Linked DNA regions of Mus musculus: regions 2 and 3 are each linked to region 1. The links are chromatin loops, found by intact Hi-C in ENCODE. Cell type or tissue: heart. All regions are shown on one strand.

The links. A loop is a pair of places that touch in the nucleus more often than their neighbours do. Peaks named below come from ENCODE experiments on the same cell type or tissue, not always from the same donor. Only the 100,000 strongest peaks of a DNase experiment are listed, where the experiment ranks them.
Region 2: a loop joins it to region 1, with 3.0 times the contacts of the local background. A loop is called at or near these places in 6 of 42 quality-filtered maps.
Region 3: a loop joins it to region 1, with 2.2 times the contacts of the local background. A loop is called at or near these places in 8 of 42 quality-filtered maps.

What each region holds. Positions count from the first base shown.
Region 1 is chr11:87,007,595-87,015,594 of GRCm38, reverse strand. No RefSeq gene overlaps it. Among named protein-coding and RNA genes, the nearest start is that of Ypel2, 18 kb to the right of the region's middle. In heart, a CTCF peak has its summit at 4,891; a DNase peak (open chromatin) is centred at 4,874; H3K27ac peaks cover 375 bases.
Region 2 is chr11:86,771,977-86,779,976 of GRCm38, reverse strand. It overlaps Dhx40 (DEAH (Asp-Glu-Ala-His) box polypeptide 40), which reads left to right. Exons shown (of 18, transcript NM_026191.2): 13 at 3,248-3,362; 14 at 4,209-4,317; 15 at 6,079-6,173. It overlaps Gm42085 (a long non-coding RNA gene), which reads right to left. Exons shown (of 3, transcript XR_880101.3): 3 at 4,311-5,116. Among named protein-coding and RNA genes, the nearest start is that of Gm42085, 18 kb to the right of the region's middle. In heart, a CTCF peak has its summit at 4,914 (motif pointing left); no DNase peak of the experiment used is centred here.
Region 3 is chr11:86,652,794-86,660,793 of GRCm38, reverse strand. All of the region lies in intron 5 of Vmp1 (vacuole membrane protein 1), which reads left to right. Among named protein-coding and RNA genes, the nearest start is that of Vmp1, 27 kb to the left of the region's middle. In heart, a CTCF peak has its summit at 4,880 (motif pointing right); no DNase peak of the experiment used is centred here; H3K27ac peaks cover 1,360 bases.

The DNA of each region.
Region 1 (8,000 bases):
ACCAACACATAAATGGAAATTTTAAATCAAAACAATCCCTCCTCAGATTTCCTTTTTCAACAGAAAGCCAAAGGCCTTTATGGTGTCTCTGTCTTTCCCTCAGCCTCCTGTCTCTGCCACATCTCTTACTCTTTCCATGACCCAGTGAGTTTTCATGCTGCCCCTTCACTCTTTCTCCACACATTCTGTCCTTGGGCCTTTGTACATCTCTTCCCTGGGTGAAATGTCTCACAAAGAATGGATGCTCACCAGTCCCCTGCTTAAAAGTTATCCACAGCTACCAAACCCAAACACTATTGCACATGCCAGCAAGATTTTGCTGAAGGGACCCTGATATAGCTGTCTCATATGAGGCTATGCCAGTGCCTGGCAAATACAGAAGTGGATGCTCACAATTGTCTATAGGATGGAACACAGGGCCCCCAATGGAGGAGCTAGAGAAAGTACCCAAGGAGCTGAAGGGGTCTGCAACCCTATAAGTGGAACAACAATATGAACTAACCAGTACCCCTAGAGCTCATGTCTCTAGCTGCATATGTAGCAGAAGATGGCCTAGTCGGCCATCATTGGGAAGAAAGGCCCATTGGTCTTGCAAACTTTATATGCCCCAGTACAGGGGAACGCCAGGGCTAAGAAGTGGGAGTGGGTGGGTAGGGGAGCAGGGCGGGAGAGAGAGTATAGGGAACTTTCGAGATAGCATTTGAAATGTAAATAAAGAAAAAAAAAAGTTATCTGGTGGGGCTGGAGAGAGGGCTCAGTTGAAAGTGTGCTTGTGAGGAGTTTGAATCCCAGCACCTATGCTAACTAAAAGGCTTTAGGAATGGAACCCAGTACATTAAAAAGAAAATCTTCAGAGGTAGATAATGCTCTCAGAAGCAACAGGTTATTAAACGAAAATTCCAACTGCAGGTGTTTTCCGTGGAGGCCCCAGAAGCCCTAGTATAAGTTTCCCCCATTGCTCCTCCTGGCTGGGGACTGATCTAGGGCCTCCGTACGCTGGGCATTTGCTGCCTCTGAGCTATGTTCCCAGCTCTCTCTACACAGCTTTTGATCAAAGTGATCTCAAGGTCCTCTTAGCCTGCAGCTTTGCACAGTTAGCACTGTCTTCCATCTGTGAAAACAGCACAAGCTAATAAAAACCTACTTAATAATTAGGGGAACAGTAAAACATTTTATGAGGTTGTAGTAAAAAAAAAAGTGGCCAAGGTTTGCATGGCTTGTGGCACTGAATATTTGTATAATCGTTCAGAAGAATATTATCCAGACTCTTAGGAAAACAAGAAGAAAAAGAGAACTGGAGATGTAGCTCATTTGGTGGAGTGCTTGCCTCCAGTGTGTGAGTTTCTGGGTTCTGTACCCTGCAAGTGAGCTTGGTGGCTTCCCTGAGCTGTGGGAAGTGAACCCAGAAGGTAGTTAGGGTTCTGGTTAGGGTTAGAGGTTAGGGTTAGAGTTAGGGTTAGGGTCAAGAGAAAGCGAGGGAGGGAGGGAAAGAGAAAGGGAGGGAGGGAGGGAGGGAGAGAGAGAAAGGGAGGAAGTGAGAGAGAGAGAGAGAGAGAGAGAGAGAGAGAGAGAGAGAGAGAAGAGTGTTGTGGCTCTAGTCTGTGTGTAATAATCCCTGAAGTTGGGAGACTGATTACTGTTGCCTGTTGCCATGATTAAGAAGGCAGCCTTAGCTACAGAGTGAGGCTCTGTTATAGAAAGCAAACATTCAAACATTGCTGGGCCTGATGCTGCAGGTCTATAATCTCAAACAGAAGCCAGAAGATTATGCTAAGATTCCAGGCCATCCAGGGCCTATCAGGTTTCTCTTTCAGTCTTTCCTGTCCCCTAACTTATGCTGAGACTAGTAGGTCAGTAATTCCAGCCACACAGGATCGGGAGCACTTGTGTTTCACAGTGAGTTTGTGGCTGGCCTAGAGAATGTAATGAGACCCTGATCTAAATAAAATATGCAAATAATGGCAAATATGCAAATCCGTGGTTAAGAGCACATACTGCTGCAGAGGACAGGGATTTGATTCTCAGCATCCATGTGGTGGTTTACAACAACCATAACTCCAGTTTACAGAGGCCAATACCCTCCTATGGCCATGGAGGGCACCAGGCATGTGTGTGGCATACATATGTACATTTTCTAAAAAATGAAAAAAAGCAATGAAAGATGTAAATAGTAGGCACAGTGGTTCATGCCTTTAGTCCCAACACTCAGGAGGCAGAGGCCAGCCCTGGTATACACAGTGAACTATATTCAAGTTAGCCAGAGCTACATAGTGAGACCCTGTCTCAAAATGAAATGTAAGTAAAAAGTAGGGATGAAGATAATATGCGTGTGTGTGCGCGCACACACATACACAAATAAATAAAGTAGGTAAATAATTAATAAATAAATAAAAAGGGCTGAGGATGGGGGTCTGTGATACAATACTTGCCTAGCTTGGAAGAAGTTCTAGATTTGACACTCAGAAGTACAAAACACACACACAATTTTAAAAGGACAACTCAGTGTGTTGGTTAGTTTTGTTTTTGTTTTTTTTAAATCAGCTTGACACAAAGTAGGGTCATTTGTAAAGAGGGAGTCACAATTAGGAAAATCCCTATGTCAGGTTGGCTTAGACTCAAGTCTACGGGGCATTTTCTTTGTTAATGATAAGCATAGAAGGGTCCAGTCCGTTGTGGATGCTACTACCCCTAGACAGGTGGTCCTAGGGTGCATTAAACAAGACAAAAGAAAAACAAACAGCTCCCCAAGCTGATATGTACATAAATAAATAAAGTAAGTAAATAAGTAAGTAAGTAAGTAAGTAAGTAAATAGACAATAAATAGAAAGAGCTGAGGTTGTGGTCTGTGGAAAACCAGTTTTGGAATCTGCTTTCGCCAGTGGAGTGTCACTGAGTACATCAACCACAGTCCAGGAGACCCCATGCCAAAAAGTAGCTGCTCAACAGAACAAACTCAATGGTGTTTTATGAACTTTTTCCTTAGTTTTGCTTTGTTTAGGCCTTTTTTTGTGTTATTAGTCTTTTGCCAGTTTGTTTTAAATTTTGTTTTTGTAGGGAGTTTTTGTTTCTTGATTTCTGGTTCTGGCATTCTGTTATTGTGTATAGTTTTTTTGTTTTGTTTTGTTTTGTTGTTTTTCTTTTTGTTTTGAGAGAGAATATAAAACTTAAAATTGGGTGGGGAGGGGAAAACATGATCAAAATATATCCTATGAGAAATTTTTAATTAAAAAAGGAAAAGCAGTCCAGATTTGGGGGTGCACAACTATCCCCCACTCCACCCCACCCCCACCCCCTAATACTGAGTTTCACTGTGTAGCCCTGGCTGTCCTGGAACTCACTCTGTAGACCAGGCTGGCCTTGAACTCACAGAGATCTGCCTGCCTCTGCCTCCTGAGTGTTGGTATTAAAGGTGTGTGCCACCACCGCCCCACTTGGTCCACACTTTTAATCCCGGCACTCTTTGAGATCAGTCTGGTACACAGTAAGGTCTGGGCCAACCAGAGCTACAGAGTGAGCCTGTGTCCAATATAAGAGCAGCCGTGGGGGCTGGAGAGATGGCTCAGTGGTTAAGAGCACCTACTGCTTTTCCGAAGGTCCTGAGTTCAAATCCTCGCAACCACATGGTGGCTCACAACCATCTGTAATGAGATCTGACGACCTCTTCTGGTGCATCAGGGTTAGGTTAAGACAGCTACAGTGTGCTTAGATATAATAATAAATAAATCTTTAAAAAAAAAAAGAGTGGGGCTGGTGAGATGGCTCAGCAGGTAAGAGCACCCGACTGCTCTTCCAAAGGTCCTGAGTTCAAATCCCAGCAACCACATGGTGGCTCACAACCATCTGTAATGGGATCCGGTATCCTCTTCTGGTGTGTCTGAAGACAGCTGCAGTGCACTTACATATAATAAATAAATTTTAAAAAAAAGAGCAGATGGGGGTGGGGTGGGGGTGGGAGGAGGGCGAGATGAATCAGCAGGCAAAGTTTCTTGCTGTCCAGGGTGAGGACAGCAACCCATGTGGTGGAAGAGAGCTGACTCTCACAAACTGTCCCCTGACCACTGATGGCATATGATGGCAGGCATATGATGGCATGTGTGCACAGCACCCCAACACACAAAATAAAAAAGGACATTTTTTTAAAGCCAGAGTATGATCATTAATCAAGAAACTTTTAAGTTATTTATTTTTATTTTATGTGCATTAGTGTTTCACCTGCATGTGTATCTGTGTGAGCTTCTCAGATCCCCTGGAACTGTTTTACACAGCTGGGAAATGTAATCCCAGCTTGCGGGAGGCTGAGGCAGGATTGCTAAAAGTTCAAGGCTAACCTGAAATACCTAGTAAGTTTAAGACAGCCTGTGAGACCCTGTCTCCAAAGCAAAGCAAAAATAAACAAAATGTGTTTTTAAAATCCTAAATAAATAAAAGAATGTATCTCTCCACAACCTTCTTAAAAGGATTTATTTATTTTATGCATATATGAGTACACTGTAGCTGTCTTCAGACACACCAGAAGAGGACACCGGATCCCATTATAGATGGTTGTGAGCCACCATGTTGTTGCTGGGAATTGAACTCAGGACCTCTGGAAGAGCATTCAGTAGTATTAACCACTGAACCATCTCTCCAGCACCCCCCCCCCCAAAAATGAGGATCTTTGGCTCTCTCCATTATAGTTGTATTCACAGCTCTTGGCCTCAAATTTTTAAATTTCAGGGTGATCCCGAACGTTATAGGAAGCTCAGCGTGTATCTGGCCTCTACTGGTAGTGATGCTCCCAGAATGTTCTTAGATTTTGCCTGAGGCTGGTTGGGGTGAAGAGAGAACTCTTGGATTCATTAGGAATGACCAGGCCTGGAAAGCGGACACTGGGAAGCTATACCCAAGTTTAACCACAGGAGGTCTCCCTAGACCTAATTATGATTTGAGTCAGTCTTGCATTGGGTTGTGGGAACTACCGAATTGTTCTCTTTTGGTAATCTGAACACACCTGTTTTTATTTTTAAAAAATGCTGCCGGGCGTGGTGGTGCACGCCTTTAATCCCAGCACTTGGGAGGCAGAGGCAAGCGGATTTCTGAGTTCAAGGCCAGCCTGGTCTACAAAGTGAGTTCCAGGACAGCCAGGACTACACAGAAAAACCCTGCCTCAAAAAAACAAACAACAACAACAAAAGCTAAACCTGGTTGGGCCTGGTGGCACACATCTTTAATCCCAGCACTCAGGAGGCAGAGGCAGGTGGATATGTGATTTCCAGGCCAGCCAGGGCTACAGAGTGAGTTCCAGGAGAGCCAGGGTTACACAGAGAAACCTTGTCTCAAAAAAAAAAAACAAAAAACAAAAAAACAAAAACAGAAGTTACATTGATTTATTTGTGTGTGTGTGTGTGTGTGTGTAACTACAGTAGAGAAAGTTGACAAACTATAACCTGATATTTTGGCTGAGATGCCAGTAAGAAGAGAAAAACAACATTACGTAAAATCTCAGGAAATGGGAATTATTGGATTTAAAAATGTACTGATTGGTGCCTTCACTGTAACAAATGTTAATAAAACCAGGAAACTGGAGGGTGGGGTGGGGTGGCTTGTGCCTTTAATCCCAGCAGAGGCGAGTAGGTTTCTGGGAATTTGAGGTCAGCCTGGTCTACATCCTGAGTTCCAAACTAGCCAGGGCTACACAGTGAGACCCGGTTTTCAAAACAAAACAACAAAAGCCAGAAGCGCAGGTCCTCATTAGGCTGGAGACAGACGTTAATTTCCTTTCGAGAAATGAGTTTCGGCTGACGACCCTCATCCAGCTTACTTACTGGGTTATTTCTGAGGGTGATGTGTCCTGCACCCCATAACAGGCTTCACTGCGGAATATAGCTCTGCTTTTGTGGCTTCTTGCCAGTCTTTCTGTGACTTGCTCAGCGGAGTACTTGGAGGCAGGTAAGAGAGGGCTCAGCAGAGAGCAGAGAAGAGCACGGTGCCGACTCTAGATTCCTCTTCTGAAGAGAGGGTCTTGAGTTAAGCTGGGCATAGTGGCTTACGTCTATAATCCCAGTATTTGGAAAGCCAAGGTAGGAGACCACCTCAATCTTGAGGCCCTCATACTGTTGAGCTACAATGTGAGACCCTGTATCAAAACGACAACCAGACCATGGCCCAAGCAGGAGGGCTTGAGCTTCCATCCCTAGCACAGGGTAAAAGCTGAGCAATGAGTCTATAGCTTCAGCAATGTGGGCAGGGAGAAGCGAATCGCTGGATCATCGGCCAGCAGGTCTAGTTGAATCAGTGAGCTCTGGGTTCAGTGAGAGACCCTGTCTTAAAATAAAGTGGAGAAATTGGGCAGTGGTGGCGCACGCCTTTAATCCCAGCACTTGGGAGGCAGAGGCAGGCGGATTTCTGAGTTCGAGGCCAGCCTGGTTTACAGAGTGAGTTCCAGGACAGCCAGGAGAAACCCTGTCTTGAAAAACTAAAAAAAGGAGAGGAAGACATCACCTCTGGCCTCTCCACGCACGCGCGCACACACACACATACGCACACACACACATGAATGAATGTGTGCACACACAACTCAAGATCTTCAGGCTGGAGCACAGGTAGGTTAGCATACACAGCATACAGGAGGCTCTAGGTTCAATCTCTAGCACAGACCAAGGTTGAGGTGAGACAGATAGACAGACATACAGAAAGAGACAGACAGACACATAGACACGGGGACACACACGGGGACACAAACACATGCACACACACACACACACAGGAGAGAGAGAGAGAGAGAGAGAGAGAGAGAGAGAGAGAGAGAGAGAAACCAGGCCTGCAATCCCATCTACTAGAAGCTACAAAAGAATCTGAAAAAAAAAAAAAAAGGTAAAGAGATCTGATATGGTGGCAATGTGTCTAATCCCAGCACTTTGTAAGTTCGAGGCCAGCTTAGTCTATATAGTGAGTTACATGCCAGCCAGGGCTACATAGGAAGACTTTGTCTCAGAGAAGGAATTGTACTCTGTGGCACACTACTTGCCTAGCAAGACCCTAGGTTCAGCTCTCAATATGAGGGACAGGCAGAGGAGTAAAATGGATAGAAGACCCCAGATCCATAGTCTCACCATTGGCTGTACTTATAATCAACATAGCTATTTATTTTATTTTATTTAGTACATGCAGATGGCATGAATGTAGAGGACAGAGGACAACTGTGGGAATGGGTTCTTTCCTTCTGCCATGTGGGTCCTGGGGACCAAACTTAGGATTTTAGGCTCAGCAGCAAGCACCCTCCCCTACTGAGCCATCTTGGTGCCCTGTCACTTGGGAAACTTTTAAAGCCACTTCTGCCTGGGCTCCACCTGAGACCAATTAAATCAGAATTGCCTTGGTCTGTTTCAGACATGTCCAGAGGATTCTGCTCTATAAGCAAGTCTGAACTCTAACCCTAATGTATCTGAAGTCAGCTGGGCCAGGTTTGATGGCAAGGCCTGGAAAGAAGGCAGAAGCAGGAAGACCTCTGTGATTTCCAGGCCAGCAAGGCCTATAGAATGAGACTCTGCCTCAAAGAACTAACAGTATTCCAGACCTGCTGCCACACACCTTTAATGTAGAGGAAGAGACAGGCAGAACTCTGTGAGTTCAAGACCAACCTGGACTTCAAGGTAAACTGTGAGGCCCTATCTCAATAAATAAATTAAAAAGTCAGTCCAATTCCATATAGACAGGCTGACCTTGAACTCACAGGGATTAACCCGAATGTGCCTTCAGAATGTTAGAATTAAAGGCATATGGTGCTATCCCTGGCCAGTGTAGGGTGTTCTTTACCCCCAAGAAATTGCTGGAATTGGAATATTGCCATCATTTGAGACTAAACGTCTGGCTAGTTAAGTTGCTAGGCATCAGATGGAATTGTCTTTGGGTAATAGAAATAGATTCCATTTTGGTGTTGTTTGAAAAAGGAGTTGCCTAGATGATGTCGCCTAAAGTCTGGGTAGTTGGCCTCAGATTTATTAAGCACTCTATACTCTGGT
Region 2 (8,000 bases), 240 kb after region 1:
CTCCACATTTTACACATTATGTTATATATTTATGTTCACTTGTCAGCTATGTGATGGCTAATGATGAGGTTTTTGTTTTGACACAGGGTCTTACTGAGTAGCTCCCACTGGCCTGACCTTGTTTGCCTTTCCACTGCTAGGATTAAAGGCAAGAACTCTCAGGCCTGGAGAACAATGGATTTTTTTTCATGTTTTTATTTAGTAGATTAATCAAAAGATTAGACAGGGTGGCCTGAAACTTGCTGTGTAGACCAGGCTATCCTTGGACTCACAGAGATCCACCTGCCTTTTCCTCCCAAGTGCTGGAATTAGAGGTATGTGCTACCACACCTGGCCTTTGTTTTTGCTTTTCCTTTGACTCTTGATTTTTTACATTTGTAAGTGTGCAGGTGTGTTTGGGTGTGGAAGCCCGATGACTTCAGGGGCCATTCTTCAACATTCTTCAAGCATTATCTTTTTTTTTTTTTGAGATAAGATTTCTTCCTGGGTGGTGCATGCTTTTAATCCCAACACCAGGGAAGGCAGAGGCAGGTAGATCTCTGTAAATTCTATGACAGAGAACTTTCTATGTAGAAAGACCTTGTCTCAAAAAAAAAAAAATTTTCCCCCACTGGCCTGCAACTTGCCGAGGCTGAGTAAACCAGACTGGACTAGTCAGTTAACCTCAAAAGTCCACCAGTCACTGCCTCCCCAGTGCTGCCACTACAAGGAGAGACTACCACATTTGGATTTTAAAAAATTTTTCTTTTATTTGTTACTTTCATTATATAAGTCCTAGAGCTCAAACTCAGGTGCTCGTTTGGCAAGCACTTAACCACTGACCTATTTCCTGATAGTCTTTGTTTGTTTGTTTGTTTGTTCGAGACAGGGTCTGTGCATCCCTAGGGGACCCAGGCAGAATAAAAATTAATCTGATAAAGTGTTGGATGGGAAATTTGGCCAGAGAGCATGTCAGTCTTAAAATGGATTCAGGAGAAATTGAATCAAAGTAAATAAAAGGCAAATCTCAAATGTTGAGCAAAAGCAATTAAACTCATCAAGTACATACTGTGTGATCCGTCCATATACAGAAAGGTTTAAACAAGGCTGGTGAGATGGGCCAGTGGGTGATGGTACCTACCACTGAGATAGGCAACTTGGATTTCACTATTGGGATGGGAGGAGAACATTGATTCTTGCAAGTTGTCTTCTAATCTTCATATTGCTTGCTGTGGCATGCTCTCACACACAAAATAAACAGATGTTTTATCTGAGACAGGGTTTCACTGTGTAGCCCTGGCTGTCCTGGAACTCAACTCTATAGACCAGGTTGGCCTTGAACTCAGAGATCTGCCTGCCTCTGCCCACTGAGCTCTTAGAGTAAAGGTGTGTGTCATCATGGCAAAAAAAACGTGTTTTGGGGGGCTGAAGAGATGGGTGGCTCAGCGGTTAAGAGCACTAATTGCTCTTCCAAAGTTCCTGAGTTCAAATCCCAGCTACCACATGGTGGCTCACAACCATCCATAACGAGATCTGACACCCTCTTCTGGAGTGTCTGAAGATAGCTACAGTGTACTTACATATAATAAATAAATTAAAAACAAAACAAAACGTGTTTTTAAAGGTTAGAAACAGGAATGACAAATCTGTGGAGTTAGAGGTTAGGCTGTGGTTACCCTTCTGGGCAGAGTGGATAGTGGTAGAAGGTAATTGGGCTTCTCTGATGCTGGTATGTGTTCATCTGTTTGAGTGCATTGTTAGACTATGCTTATGACTACCTCTAGGGGTACACACAGCTTATACTTGTTATACATTATTACATTTGTAATAGGAATGCTTAATGTATATGGAGGTCCTCTTTAATTACCCATTATTCTGAGTTCCATATATATTGGCTGGTTAAACTGTGTCTCCTCTTTGTACATTTAGGCAGTGCTTGATCACTTTCTGTAAGTGTATGTTGTATTCATTTGCCATGGCATTATATGTGGAAGTGAGAAGACAAAACTGTAGAGTCAGTCCTCTCCTTCTACCTTTACATGGATTCTGGGGATTGAACTTGGGGCATGAGGCTTGTGAGGCAAACACTGTGACCTGTTGAGCCATCCCGCTGAGCCTTGGCCACTGTTTTAATCCTTAAGAACCATATGGTGGAAGGGGAAAAGTGGAAGAACACAAACTTAATACAGATGTTCTTGAGGTACCTGCTGATCCAATTCATCTGAAGTCAAACATGCATTAAAAACACCAGCCTAGGGGCTGGTGAGATGGCTCAGTGGGTAAGAGCACCCGACTGCTCTTCCGAAGGTCCGAAGTTCAAATCCCAGCAAGCACATGGTAGCTTACAACCACCCGTAATGAGATCTGATGACCTCTTCTGGTGCATCTGAAGATAGCTACAGTGTACTTACATATAATAAATAGATAAATCTTAAAAAAAAAAAACAAAAAACACTAGCCTAGTCCACAAGGCTGCATGGTGGCGCTGCATGGTGGACTGTGACTGCTGCTTATCTTATCCTCATGATTGCATGGCTGACTGGAAGCAGAGGCTCCTTATGCTGCTACTGACCAGTATTGGGGGAGACTGTTGTGCTGAATGTTGGGAAAAGATGAAAATAGAAAGTTGGAGGTACCACTTTGACTGAGTGTAAAGTATATTCCTTTACACTATTATAAAGTTAGATTAGTCTAAGTTGGGGACCATCTATAATAGTGATTAGCTTTGAAGACTGTGTTCATGTGACAAACTGTGGACATAGAACTTTTACCTTGTATCTCTTTTAACTGTCAGCTACTCTTACGACTTTTTTTTAAAGAAGAGTAAATTATAAAGAAAAAAGTAAATTCCAGATACTATTTTAAAGACAATTGAATTGAGAGGAGGAATGTTGACTGTCATAAATCTCTAGCATGTGTTTAAAAGAATAGTTCTAATAATAGTTATGTGTGGTGGTATACTTCTGTAATCCCAGTATTTGGTAAGCAAAGGCAAAAGAATTTTAAAGCCACACTATGTTCCATACATGCCAAATTCTGGGTCAGCCTGAGCTATGTAGGAAGATAGTCTATCTTGTAAAACAACATCAAGGTGGTAATCGTGGTGGGGAACAATGGTGATGAGATGTAAGGAGAAACAGAACTTGAGAAGAGCTAATTAACTCTACCCCCAAGGAGTGAGGCAGCTGTTGTTGAACATGGTGGAAGAGGAAGCAAAGTGAGACAGGGCCTTGATTTAACATGGAACTAAACTAAATTTGACTTTTAGTTGATCCAGAGTACCAGAAGGAAGCAGAACAGAGACATCGGGAATTGGCAGCGAAAGCTGGAGGATTTAATGACTTTGCAACTTTAGCTGTCATTTTTGAACAGTGCAAATCAAGGTATGTGAGCTTGTCCTTTGTACTGGAAAATGTCACTTTGATCTGCAGCTTCCTTACATACTTTTGGTCATGCAGGTTCAATGTTAGTTTTCCTTTTTCCCTCAAATTCTTTCTGAAAATGAATTTTACAGAGTTTTGTTTTCATATAGATACTCAGATTAAGTGATGATTAGATATTTGTTAATTCATATATGTAAAAAGAAACCTCTTTTATAAATTATTTAATTTAATCAGAGGACCTGACATTAATTTTTTGTAATATTTTCTTTTCTTTCTTTAAAAAGATTTACTTTAGGCATATGAATGCTTTGCTTGCTTGTATGCATGGGTACCACCAGTGTATGTGGTGCCCATGGAAGCAGAAAAAGGCATTGGATCCCCTAGAACTAGAGTTCCTGATGGATGTGAGCCACCATGTGGGTGCTGGGAATTGAACCCAGGTTCTGTGAATCACCAGAAATGCTCTTAAGGGATGAGCTACCTCTCCAGCCCCCAATGTTTTTCTGTTTGTTTGTTTGTTTGATTTTGTCAAATTTTCTAAAATGCTTTTTTAGTGCTTGTCCAGATCTCTGCTTTTGTTGTTGCTTGGCTGGCTGGTTAGTTGGTTAGTTGCTTGCTTTTTTGAGATGGTCTTCTGTAGCCTAGACTAGCAACAGCCTTGCTGTATAGTAGAAGATGCCTTGCACTCCTAATTCCTTCTGCCTTTATCTCCCAACTGCCGAGGTTACAAGCACCCTGGCCCTGCACCACCCATGACTGGTTTCCATTCTTTGTAAAGGCAGTGAGGATGTTTTCGTCTTTCACGGATAGAAGGTATTTGAAGACAGCAGTGTTTTTGTGTTGTAGTGGAGCTCCGGCTTCGTGGTGCCAGAAGCACTGGATTCACTGGCGGTGCTTATTCTCTGCATTTCGTGTGGAAGCTCAACTTCGGGAACTGATCAGGAAACTAAAGCAGGTGACTGCTGTGGCTTCTGTTGTCTGTTTTCTCAACTAGCGTTGTAGGTCTCTGTAGATCATACTGAATTTTCAGTGCAGTAATTTATATTTGTACCACCCATTCTAGTCGGTTACTTTCCCTCTGCATGCTACTCTGTATAGCCAGCCGTCTCTCTGACCCAGTGAATCCTCATAGTGGTAAAGAAATGTATCTGAAATAATGAAAATATTTTTAGATAGTCGTGCTGAAGAATAATTGATACACACTGAACTTCACATAGGCTGGTGAGATGATTCAGCAGGTAAGGGTGCAAGCCACCAAATCTAATGACCCAAGTCTGACCTCGGGATCTCACAGGTTGGAAGGAAAGAGCCAACTCCCAAAAGTTTTCCTCTGACCTCCACACATTGGCTTTGGCATGAGCATGTCCATTTGCCCACTCACCACATCAGTGTAAAAAAGACTTTAAAACATGAAGAAAAAAAAAAGTGGGGGCTGGAGAGATGGCTCAGTGGTTAAGAGCACTGACTGCTCTTCCAAATCCTGAGTTCAATTCCCAGCAACTATGTGGTGGCTCACAGCCATCTGTAAAGGGATCTGATGCCCTCTTCTGGTGTGTCTGGAAACAGCTACAGTGTACTCACATAAATAAAATCTTTTAAAAAAAAAGTGTACAGTTCTCTGAGTTTTGATATCTATACATACCTGTTTAATTATTACTACAGTCAAGACAGAAGGGCTGGGCTGTTGCATACCTTTAATCTCAGCATCCTTGAGGCAGAAGCAGGTGGATGGATCTCTCTTAGTTGAGGGGAGCCTAGTCTATATAAAAAGTTTCCAGGCTAGCTAGGGCTAAATAAGAGACCCTGCCTAAAAAAAAAAAAAAAAAAAAAAAAAAAGAAGAAGAAGGAGGAGGAGGAGGAGGAAGGAGGAAGGAGAAGAAGAAAGGAAGAAAGGATAATAGTGCTGGAGAGACTGCACAGTGGTTGGATCACATCCTGCTCTCATCCTGTTGAGAGTTTGGTTCCCAATACCCACACTGGGTGATTATAGCCCCCAAGAACTGGATGCCTCTGGCCTCCCTTCCTATACTCACCTAATTATACATACACCTCTCAAAATTACATGCTATTTTATGTGCATTTTCTGAGGTGGGTGATGTCATGGTCTGACTGTAGCACTGGCTGGCCTGGAACTCAGCGTATATCTCAGGGCCATCCCAAACTCAGCAGTCTGCCTGCCTCTGCCTCCCAGGTGCTGGGTAATCTTCTTCTAGGTCCTCTACCCCAAACCAGTTCTTCGAAGTATTCACAACACCATTCTTAGCCCTGGGAGATACCAAGCAGTGTGAGCTTTCTGGGAGGTTATTTACTTGGGCAGATACTTTCTGCAGATCTTTCATATTTTTTGTTTTTGAACATCTCTCCTGAACTTGCTCTTTCCTGTAAATTCCAGTCAGACTTGGCTCTGTTTCCTTAGTAGTAAGTTCTCTGGGTTCCGTTTGGAGTTTTTTTCTTAGAACTCTTAAGACTAGGGTGGAGCTTTTGTTGGTGTAAATTTTCTATTTCCTGAGTCATTGTCCTTTGTTATCTGATACATAGCCTTCCATAATTATTATTTTATATATTGTTTGTCTTTTGACTATTTTGGGTGCAATGCTAAATGTAATCCGTCTCATAATATATTGCCCAGAAAGTCTTTAGAAATGTGAACTTTGAAAAAAAGATTAGATCAAATTGTACTGTGAGCTATATCATTGAATACATACTCTTTCTACAGCAAAGTGATTTCCCAAGAGAGACTTTTGAAGGCCCTAAACATGAAGTACTACGAAGATGTCTTTGTGCAGGCTACTTCAAAAATGTTGCTCGAAGGTAAGAGTTACAGTGCTTGAGAGAGTTGATAGACACTACTGTATCTAACTGCAGTGCTAAGCAACTTAAAGACTGAAGATGTGATACAGATTCTGTGATGATAACAATTATCAGAAATCTTTTCGTAATTGCCATCTGTACACAGGGAACTGCAGTGGTTCAAAGTGAGGCACTGAAGACTAGAGAGGAAGGGAGGAGAGTGCGTGGCAAATGGCAAATGGCAAGAACGTGGTTGTAGTTTGGTAGCCTCAGGTGAAGGTTAGGAGCCAAACAAGATAGAAAAGCGCCGGGCAATGGTGGCGCACGCCTTTAATCCCAGCATTCGGGAGGCAGAGGCAGGCGGATTTCTGAGTTCGAGGCCAGCCTGGGTACAGAGTGAGTTCCAGGACAGCCAGGGCTACACAGAGAAACCCTGTCTCAAAAAACAATAGATAGAATAGCATCCCTGGGGAAGGTCAGTCTGGGTATGTAGTGTCAGAGCTCAATTATAAGATGGGGAGAAGCAAGGGATCTTTGTAAGGAAAGTAGTAACATTGGCAATGGGAAATTCATTATAAAACTGAAGAATGAATAACGTCAGTAAATATGTTAGGATAATGGTGAGGGAGTTGTTAGTAGGCATGTTGGTTTATGCCTGGTATCCTAGCAGTATCATCTGAAAGAGACTGGGAACAGGAAACCACTATTTAAGTCAGAAGAGCCTGAACAAGTGCTCTACCATAAAGAACATGGAAAGTAAAGGTGGTTCTGATTCTAAATTGAGTCCTTCTGCTTTAAAAGATATTATTAGGACATTGCTGATACTTCAGTGGGGTCTCAGGATTTGATGTTAGTAATGCATGAATGTTAACTTTCTGTTTTGGTGATTGTATCACAGTTATGAAGGAGAGTGGCAAGCATTTGGTGGTTATGGGTAAGACAACAGGTTGGAAACTTACTTCCAATTGTCAATGCTTCCGATAAAAATCATTTTTGTGGGCTGGTGAGATGGCTCAGCGGTTAAGAGCACTGACTCCTCTTCCAAAGGTCCTGAGTTCAAATTCCAGCAACCACATGGTGGCTCATAACCATCCGTAATGAGATCTGATGTCCTCTTCTGGAGTGTCTGAAGACAGCTACAGTGTACACACATATAATTAATTTTTTAAAAAAATCGTATTTGTTTTGTTTTTGTCCTTTACAATTTTCTGTAAATTTAGTTTATTTTAGAATGAGATTCAGGTTCAGAGAGAGACTGTTGTCTTAAAGTGTATAGCTATAGAGGAAGATACCCTGCATTGACCTCTGGCCTCCCTATTCACATGCATGGGCTCGTACACACACATACAAAATAATTGAAGAAATGTGAGATGGGCTAACATGCTTAAGTTACTTTAACATAAAATATAATTATAGGGCTGGTAAAATGGCTTGGTAAAGGTGCTTGCCCTGAAAACCTTATGACCTCAGGTTGGACCTTAGAACTGAAATAAAGGTTCATTTGACTCCAAAGTTGTCCTTGGCTTCCACATATGACAAGGCATGAATGCACCACACTCCCACCCACCTATTAATATATATTTTTAAATGTATAAAGCATAAACCTACCCTCTTGTAATAGCAGCCTCCTTTATTTAAATTGTGCTGAAAAGAAATGTTTTTACTGTATGGATAGATACTCTTAGGAGAAATAGAATTTGAGGAATACAAGTGTTTAAACCCAGTTCTTGTGACATTATTGTTACTTAAAGAGATTCCTCTTCCCTAGGTAAACTGCTGCTTATTTTAGTAGTTAAGAAAACATCAGTTACCTTATTGCTTTACTATTTTGATCTTTATCATTTGATT
Region 3 (8,000 bases), 350 kb after region 1:
ACGAGACACTGTCTTGAAAACACAAAACAGTGAGGTGGCTCATCCAGTAAGGGAGCTCACTGCCAAGCATGACGGCCGTAGTTCAATCCTCAGAAGCTGCCTGATAGACAAAAGAGAGAACTGACTCCTGCAAATGTCCTGAGCCCTTTATTATGTGCTCAGTTACCCACACATACACACAAAACAAAGAAAAGAAATAAAACCGCCTTTTAAAAAAGGGGGGCTGGAGAGATGGCTCAGCAGTTAAGAGCACTGACAGCGGGGCTGGTGAGATGGCTCAGGGGGTAAGAGCACCCGACTGCTCTTCCAAAGGTCCAAAGTTCAAATCCCAGCAACCACATGGTGGCTCACAACCACCTGTAACAGAGATCTGATGCCCTCTTCTGGTGTGTCTGAAGACAGCTACAGTGTACTTACATATAATAAATAAATAAATCTTTAAAAAAAAAAAAGAGAGCACTGACAGCTCTTCCAAAAATCCTGAGTTCAATTCCCAGCAACCACATGGTGGCTTACAACCATCTGTAATGGGATCTGATGCCCTCTTCTGATGTGTCTGAAGACAGCTACAGTGTACTCACCTATATAAAATAAATAAATAAATCTTTAAAAAAATAAAATAAAAAACAAAACCAAGAAAAGGCTTTAAGTTGATACAGACAGTTTATCTGTTAATCAGCGACACAGAAACATTCTAAGCGGCCATGGGCGCTTGTCCATAGTTTGGATGTTGTTATTTAATATAACTGATGAAATAACATGTAAAACTTAGTTTTAAAGTACTTCCTTGGTGAAATACTAGTTTAAGTATAAGATAAAACTTTCCATTTTTACAAGTGACCTTAAAAATCTGAGGTAGAAGGAGAGTAGGCAGCTGAAGACAGGACAACAGGATCTAGGTAGGCCTTGTCAGAGTGAGGTAAGACTGGGATGCTTGAGTGCTTATTAAGCTCTGTGGCTACATGGTTTGTTTCTTTTGTTCTCTTCTTGTTCCTGAATAAGGAAGTAAAAACAATTCCATATTTGTAGTTTTATCTTCATTGGGTAGAAAGAATATCACAGTGATACTCAATGCTGAATTAATTCCATCATTTCAAACAAGGCTGCTCTATACATACTACATTCACTTCTGAATCCAATATGTTAATGTTAAGGCATGAATGATTGGTATAGGAGAGTGTTGAACTAATGATCTGAAGGATAATTTGGGAGTTAATCTTTAGTACATCATTTCTCTAAGTTTATTTTAAAGCTTGGAATTTTAAGCTAGACCCAGTGGCACATGGTACTAGCTGCTTAGGGGACTATAGCAGGAGCTTTGGGAGTTTGAATCTGGCTTGGGCAATATTAGGAGGCCCCATCTCAAAAATGTTTGAATTTTAGAATTATATTCATATCTGCTTATCTCTTACCTGAAATAAAAGTAAGTAATTGATTCTATTTCTTAGTAACTTCTAAACTGGTATAAGTTTGTATTTATGGTATGTGTGTGTTTGCACGTGCGTCCAGATATATCTATCTGTGTATACATGTAGACAGAGACAAGTTGTCAACATTCGGTGTCTTCCTCAATCACATACCACATATTTTTTGACACAGGGTCTACATAAACTTGTGTTTAGCTAGATTGCCTTGCCAGCGAGCCAAGGGATCCTCTTGTTTTTTCCTCCCCAGTTCTGGGATCACAAGCATCCTTTTCAGCTTTTTGCATAAATGCTGGACATCTAAATAAAAGTCTGCATGCTTAAACTGAATCTCTCTCCAGTCCTATAACTGCTAAATTCTTAGTAGTGTAATACTGCATTCAGATGTAGAAATTGAAGGAGAGAGAAAAAGAAAAGACAGATTAGATTATAGGATATCTTTTTGTTCTGTTTTTGTTTTTGTTTTTTATTTTGTGGGGTGTGTGTGTGCGTGTGTGAGTGTGTGTGTTTGGCTTTGGTGTTTTTAAGACAGGGTTTGTCTGTTTCTCCCTGACTTTTCTTGAATTCACTCGGTGAAGTTAGGTTGTCCTCGAACTCAGATCCACTTACTTCTGCCTCCCAAGGGCTGGGATTGAAGATGTGGGCCACCCTGCCCTATCTTCCTGTTCTTATCTAGACCCACCATCTGATATTTCTTGAAAAACAAGATGAAGGGCTTTGTTTATAATAGATGACAAACCTAAAATCCTCTGGGAAGCCGCATACATGGAAGATTCTACTGAACATTAAACGGAATTCAAATGAGTCCTCTTTAAATTGCATACAAATTTAGTATAAAGAAATTTGAGGGCTGGAGAGATAATTGAGTAAAGTACTTTCTGAACAACCTTGAGGACCTGACTTTGAATCCTCGGATGAGCCATTTTCTGACCTCTACCCCTGTGCCATGGCACACAGATACTCACCTGCATGGACACATTCGATAATAATAGCAATAATAGTAGTAGTAGTAGTAGTAGTAGTAGTAGTAGTAGTAGTAGTAGTAGTAGTATTGTAACAGTAAAGTTTATTACAGAATTAATGTAAAGGAAAAGTAAAATCTTTGTTTCTACTAATGAGCATTTTTACACTTGATCAGTGTGCTAGTTTAGTGGAATGTAATTAGAATTTTCTCAGCTTTAACTTTTAATGCATATGAGTATTTTGTATATCTGCATCATGTGTTTGCCTGGTGCCTGTGGAGGAACTGGAGTTACAGACAGTTGTGAGCTGTCTTGTGGGTACTAAGAACTGAACCTGAATCCTATGCAAGAGCAACACAGCCTCTTTACTGCTGAGTCATCTCTCTTGACAATTTCAAGAGCAATTGGGAGGAAGTTCTTTCTCACTGCACTCAATGTTATATCTATTATATACTAAGTCACAAGTAAGGAGATAGAATCATTGAACTTATAAAAACTACTGCATTAATTATACATAAATGTTTCCATGGGAAGTTTTTAGTATATTTGTGTATTATATTTGTATATAAATTGTTAAAATTACATGTGAAATTTTAACACATTTTAAAAAAAGACAGGAAATCAAAAGCAGAGTTTTGATTTGTTCTTAATACAAGCTATTCTAATAACTTTAAAATTTACCATTTCCTTTGTGATTTGTAACAATGTTTTAATTCTTAAGTACAGGGGGTCTCTCTCTCTAGAATCCCAGTGACCAGCATGTCAATCCATGTAAGATGAGCCAGTTCAGCTCAGTACAACTCAGTAGTCTGTGTTGGTTTAAACTTTGAGAATCTGACCCCAAGTAGTTTCCTTTAGATATATTTAATTAAGTACAGTATAATTTGGTGAAAAAATTTCCTGGTGATAATTAACTCAATCCCATGTTGAAACTTTGTAAGAACATGTGACATCTTCCATAAAGATAGGTTCTATATATAGATCGACTGAGAAAAAGAGTTTCATGATAAGGTCTTAGGGAGGATCTGGTGTGGTTTTAGCCACACAGATAATAAAAGTCACCAGGCTCATAACCTCCTCTGCTCTGAAAGCAAGTTCTCTCTCTCTCTCTCTCTCTCTCTCTCTCTCTCTCTCTCTCTCTCTCTCTCTCTCTCTCTCTCAAGATAACCCTGCATGTTTAACATTCCTGGTTTCTCTAGTGCTTCTGTGATGGCACAAGGACCTCTGTGCTTTGCCTCCCACACCTGACAATCTTCACTTCTTTTGTGTATTGTTGTTTGTTTGTTTGGAAGGGGGTGTCACTATATAGCCCTGGCTGTCCTGGACCTTACAGAGATCTTCCTCCCTCTGCCTCCTGAGTGCTAAGATTAAAGACGGGCACCACCATGCCGGGCTCCCTTGTCTTTTGATGATAGGACTGTGTTTGGGAAACCCCAATTGCATGTGCTTTCTTTTATGAGCTTAGATGTGATGATGACGACATTCTGATGGCCTACTTTTTTGTGATGGTGAAATAGACACCTCTACCTTGTTGTAATCATGTAACCCTCAGAGGCCAAGCAGCCATGCTAGGAACGTAGTCTGGGCAGACATACAGTCCCCTTCTTGTCGGATTTTGTGTTTGTATTGTTTGTAAAGTCTTACAGTTCATGTAGTTTGAAAAACTAAAGATTAATTTCTTCTTTATCATGATCATGCTTTCTAAAAATTAAGTAATATGAAAATGCTTTGTATTTCGTGTCCATTGGTCTTCACAGTGGAAGTTGCCTCTTTGCGGTTAAACCTTGTTAATTGTGATCGAATGTACACCAGATGGTCACTTAAGATTAAGACTAAAAAGATTAGATCTTAAAATGAAGTCATATTTTTCAGTTAATGAACAATTTCCTTATTTTTAAGATTAAGTTTTTCAATTGAAAGGTTGTAATTTGAAAATGTGTGTTGGAACCCTCATCACTCAATCAGCAGAGTTGCTGTTTCCATGGGAGTGGTGGGTGTGAGCCAGAGAGCAAAGCGAGCTTCTTTCATCTCTGCGGAACGGTACTTAGTAGGATGATTAGCAGAACCACTGACTTGTGTTGCTTATTCTAATTTCCTGAACATTCTACTTTTGTACCTAGGAGAATAAGCTTTTTATTCTTGTTGAAAAAAAAAAAAAACCTACGTTATTCACATTCTCCAAAGATTGTCATCTACGAGTGGTTTGAAATCAGTTTCCTAGGGGGCTGGAGAGAAAGATGGCCCAGCAGTTAAGGCCAGTGTGTTCTTGTGGAGGACCTTGCTTTCAATTCCCAGCCGCAGATGGTGGCTCACAATCATTCATAGTTCCAGTTCCAGAGAATATAATGCTGTCTGCTGGCTTCCATAGGCATCCATGTGTGTTGAACACATCCACACATGCAGAACAAAATAAATCCTAAGATCCTTTAAAAAAGAGAAAAAACCAATTCTAGAACTTGTCTTAGTACATCTATATTTGGTCACCACTAGATGGCATCACTAACACAATCAATATACTGTTGTATATTTGCCTATAAAGCATTCTTACCCAATTCCCAAATGACTCTCTTAGCTTAGACACATGATTTATTATTTGTCTATATTCACACATACATGGTTTGCTTACATAAGAATGAACGGGGCTGTGTGTAATCTTAGTTGCAGGGGATCCAGTGCTCTTCCTCTTCTGACCTGAATACCAGGCAAGCATATGTTTCACACATTCATGCAGGAAGATGTGCATACAAAGAAAATCTAAAATAATTTTTAAAGGATCAGTAAAATTACCAGTTAGCCTTGCTTTCCATTGACTTGCATATGTGGAAAATAATTCCCACGGCTATATATCCTGGACTGGTCTTGAACTCATAGCATCCTTCCTGTCAGGGCTTCCCAAATAAGGGGATTGCAGGTGTGCACCACCACATCTGGTTTTCCATCCTTTAATGGTGAAGAGTATGCAGAAGTTTTGATTATGAGAGAAGCAGAGTCAAGTAGCTAGGTTGGAATGTCTGCTCCAATATTAGCTATGTGATGTTTGATGAATTTCTTAAGATTTTTGTTGTTGTTATTGTTATTGTTGGTGGTGGTGGTTTTCTCGAAACAGGGTTTCTCTGTGTATAGTTTGGCTATCCTAGAACAGTCTGTAGACAAGGCTGGCCTCTAACTTTCAGAAAATCTTCTGTCTCTGCCTCCCAAGTGCTGAGATTAAAGACATGTATCACTATCACCTGGCATATTTCTTAACTTTTTTTTTTAAGATTTATTTATTTATTTTATATATGTCTATGTCTTCAGATACACCAGAAGAGGACATTGGATCCCATTACAGATAGTTGTGAGCCACCATGTAGTTGCTGGGAATTGAACTCAGGACCTCTGGAAAAGCAGTCAGTGCTCTTAACTGCTGATCCATCTCTCCAGCCCAGATTTCTTAACTTTTTTTTTTTTTTTTAAGATTTATTTATTTATTTATTATATGTGTGTACACTGTAGCTGTCTTCAGACACTCCAGAAGAGGGCATCAGATTTTTGTTACGGGTGGTTGTGAGCCACCATGTGGTTGCTGGGATTTGAACTCCGGACCTTTGGAAGTGCAGTCAGTGCTCTTAACCGCTGAGCCATCTCACCAGCCCGATTTCTTAACTTTTAAACCTTAGTTTATTCAACTATAAATGGAAGTGATAATAATGGTAATTATCTCGTGACTGTTTTGAGGACTAAATGAAATAACAAATGTATCTTTTTAAACATGATGTTTAATACACATAAAGTATCTAGAAAATTATTCCAGCTATTATAAATACTATACTATGTTACAGAGTTTTATATTTTTGTTTTGAAGAAGAGAGAGTATAAAAGAGAAAAAGACCAGAGACACTTAAGGGTTTGCGTTTCAGTGCATGTGTGCATATGTGAAAGTCGTAGGACATGTTTGCTGTCAGTTCTCTCCTTTTTTTATGTTTTACTGTTTTTGAGACAGGATTTTGTTGTTTGTGTGGCTGTGTTGCATACTTGAGCTTCCAGCAAATTCTCCTGCTTCCACCTCCCGTTCCCCATAGGAGTGCTGGCATTCTAAATGTAAAGAGCTGTGTCCAGCTTCTCCCATGGGTCCTGTGAGTCAACTCAAGTCCTCAGACTGTGCCAACACAGTCTGAGGCGATCTCTGGCTTCTCAGCTCCTTGTTTAAAACAAGTGATCATTTTCAATATGTGTGTTATGCCTTTGTTTTCTTCTCAGTGCTAAAGATTAAACTAACAGCCTCGAACATGCTTGCCAAATTTTCTACTACTGACTACATCCACAGTCCACCCTTAGCTATTCTCACCAGCCTTGGCTGCTTAGTGAATCTCAAAAATAAAATAAAAAAGAGAAAATGCCTGCTGGGTGATGGTAGCACATGCCTTTAATCCCAGCACTCTAGAGGCAGAAGTAGGTGAATCTCTGAGTTTGAAGCCGGCCTGGTCTAGAGAGTGAGTTCCAGAACAGCCAGGGCTACTCAGAGAAACCCATTCTCAGAGTATGGGGGAGGAGTGAGCAAAATTAAGGTTTAAAGTCTTACATCTAAATAAGAAAGCTGAGTGTGGTGACCCACACCTATAATCTCAGCACGTTAAAGGTAAAATACGGAGTTGAAGGCTACCCTCACCTACATAAGTTCTAAAGTTGATTAACCTGGGTTTCATGAGCCCCGATCACAACAGCAGCAAAAGCTATAATTGCATTGGCAGGCTTCCATTGTGTGGTGTATAGACAGTTTTTGACACTAGGGGGAGCATTTTCCTGCAGAGAGATTTTTCAAAGCTCAGTTTCTACACTGGGCCTTTGGGATACCTACCCTTACAGACAAATGTTATTTTTAGCCTAATTCACTAGGATTTCTTTTTTCACACTTGGGATCAAAGTAGAAAAATGCCTGGAGCATTAGCATTCTCCCTTCTAAAAGCAATGTGAAGGTAGGATTTGGAACTATTGGATTATAGTATAAAATTGACCAAGCTTTATTAGAAATTGTAACCAAATTGTGTTGTCCTTTGAAAATTCCTCCTTAAGAGACATTTTCTTAATATGATCGTTTCAACAAAATACCTTACCTTTGTTATAAGTTAAACACAACAAATATGTATAATATTTGCTGCCCAGATGCCTGTTTTACTCTTAAGTTTGGATTATTTTATTTTAAAGTGGAGCAGAAATTGTACCTTTTTAAAATCTGGCATGTTGATTGTCTTCTCGTGTTTAAACATTGCTGTGGGTAGTGCCTGATAGTTGTCTGTGCTGCTCTAAGCTGTGTTTCCTTAGGTACAGATATTTCTGGGCCCTTTTGGCTCTTGATTCCTTATTGCTGGAAGTAAATATTTGGGAACTATCACTGAGATGTGGTAAAGTGAAGCGGAGAAATAGTTTCCGTAACTGTGCTGTTAATGCCATGATGGTGGTGATTGTCTCAGAGCTAACCTGCCAGCTTCCTCTTCGCTACTTTTTCTAACTCTGATGATTGCGTCAGTGCTCATCTGTGAATCTTTGAGTACAAAGAAGGAAGAAATTACCCCAAATTGGGTTGTGGTGTCACTGATACTGACTTCTGTAGGCACGGTGACTGTGGCATGATCAC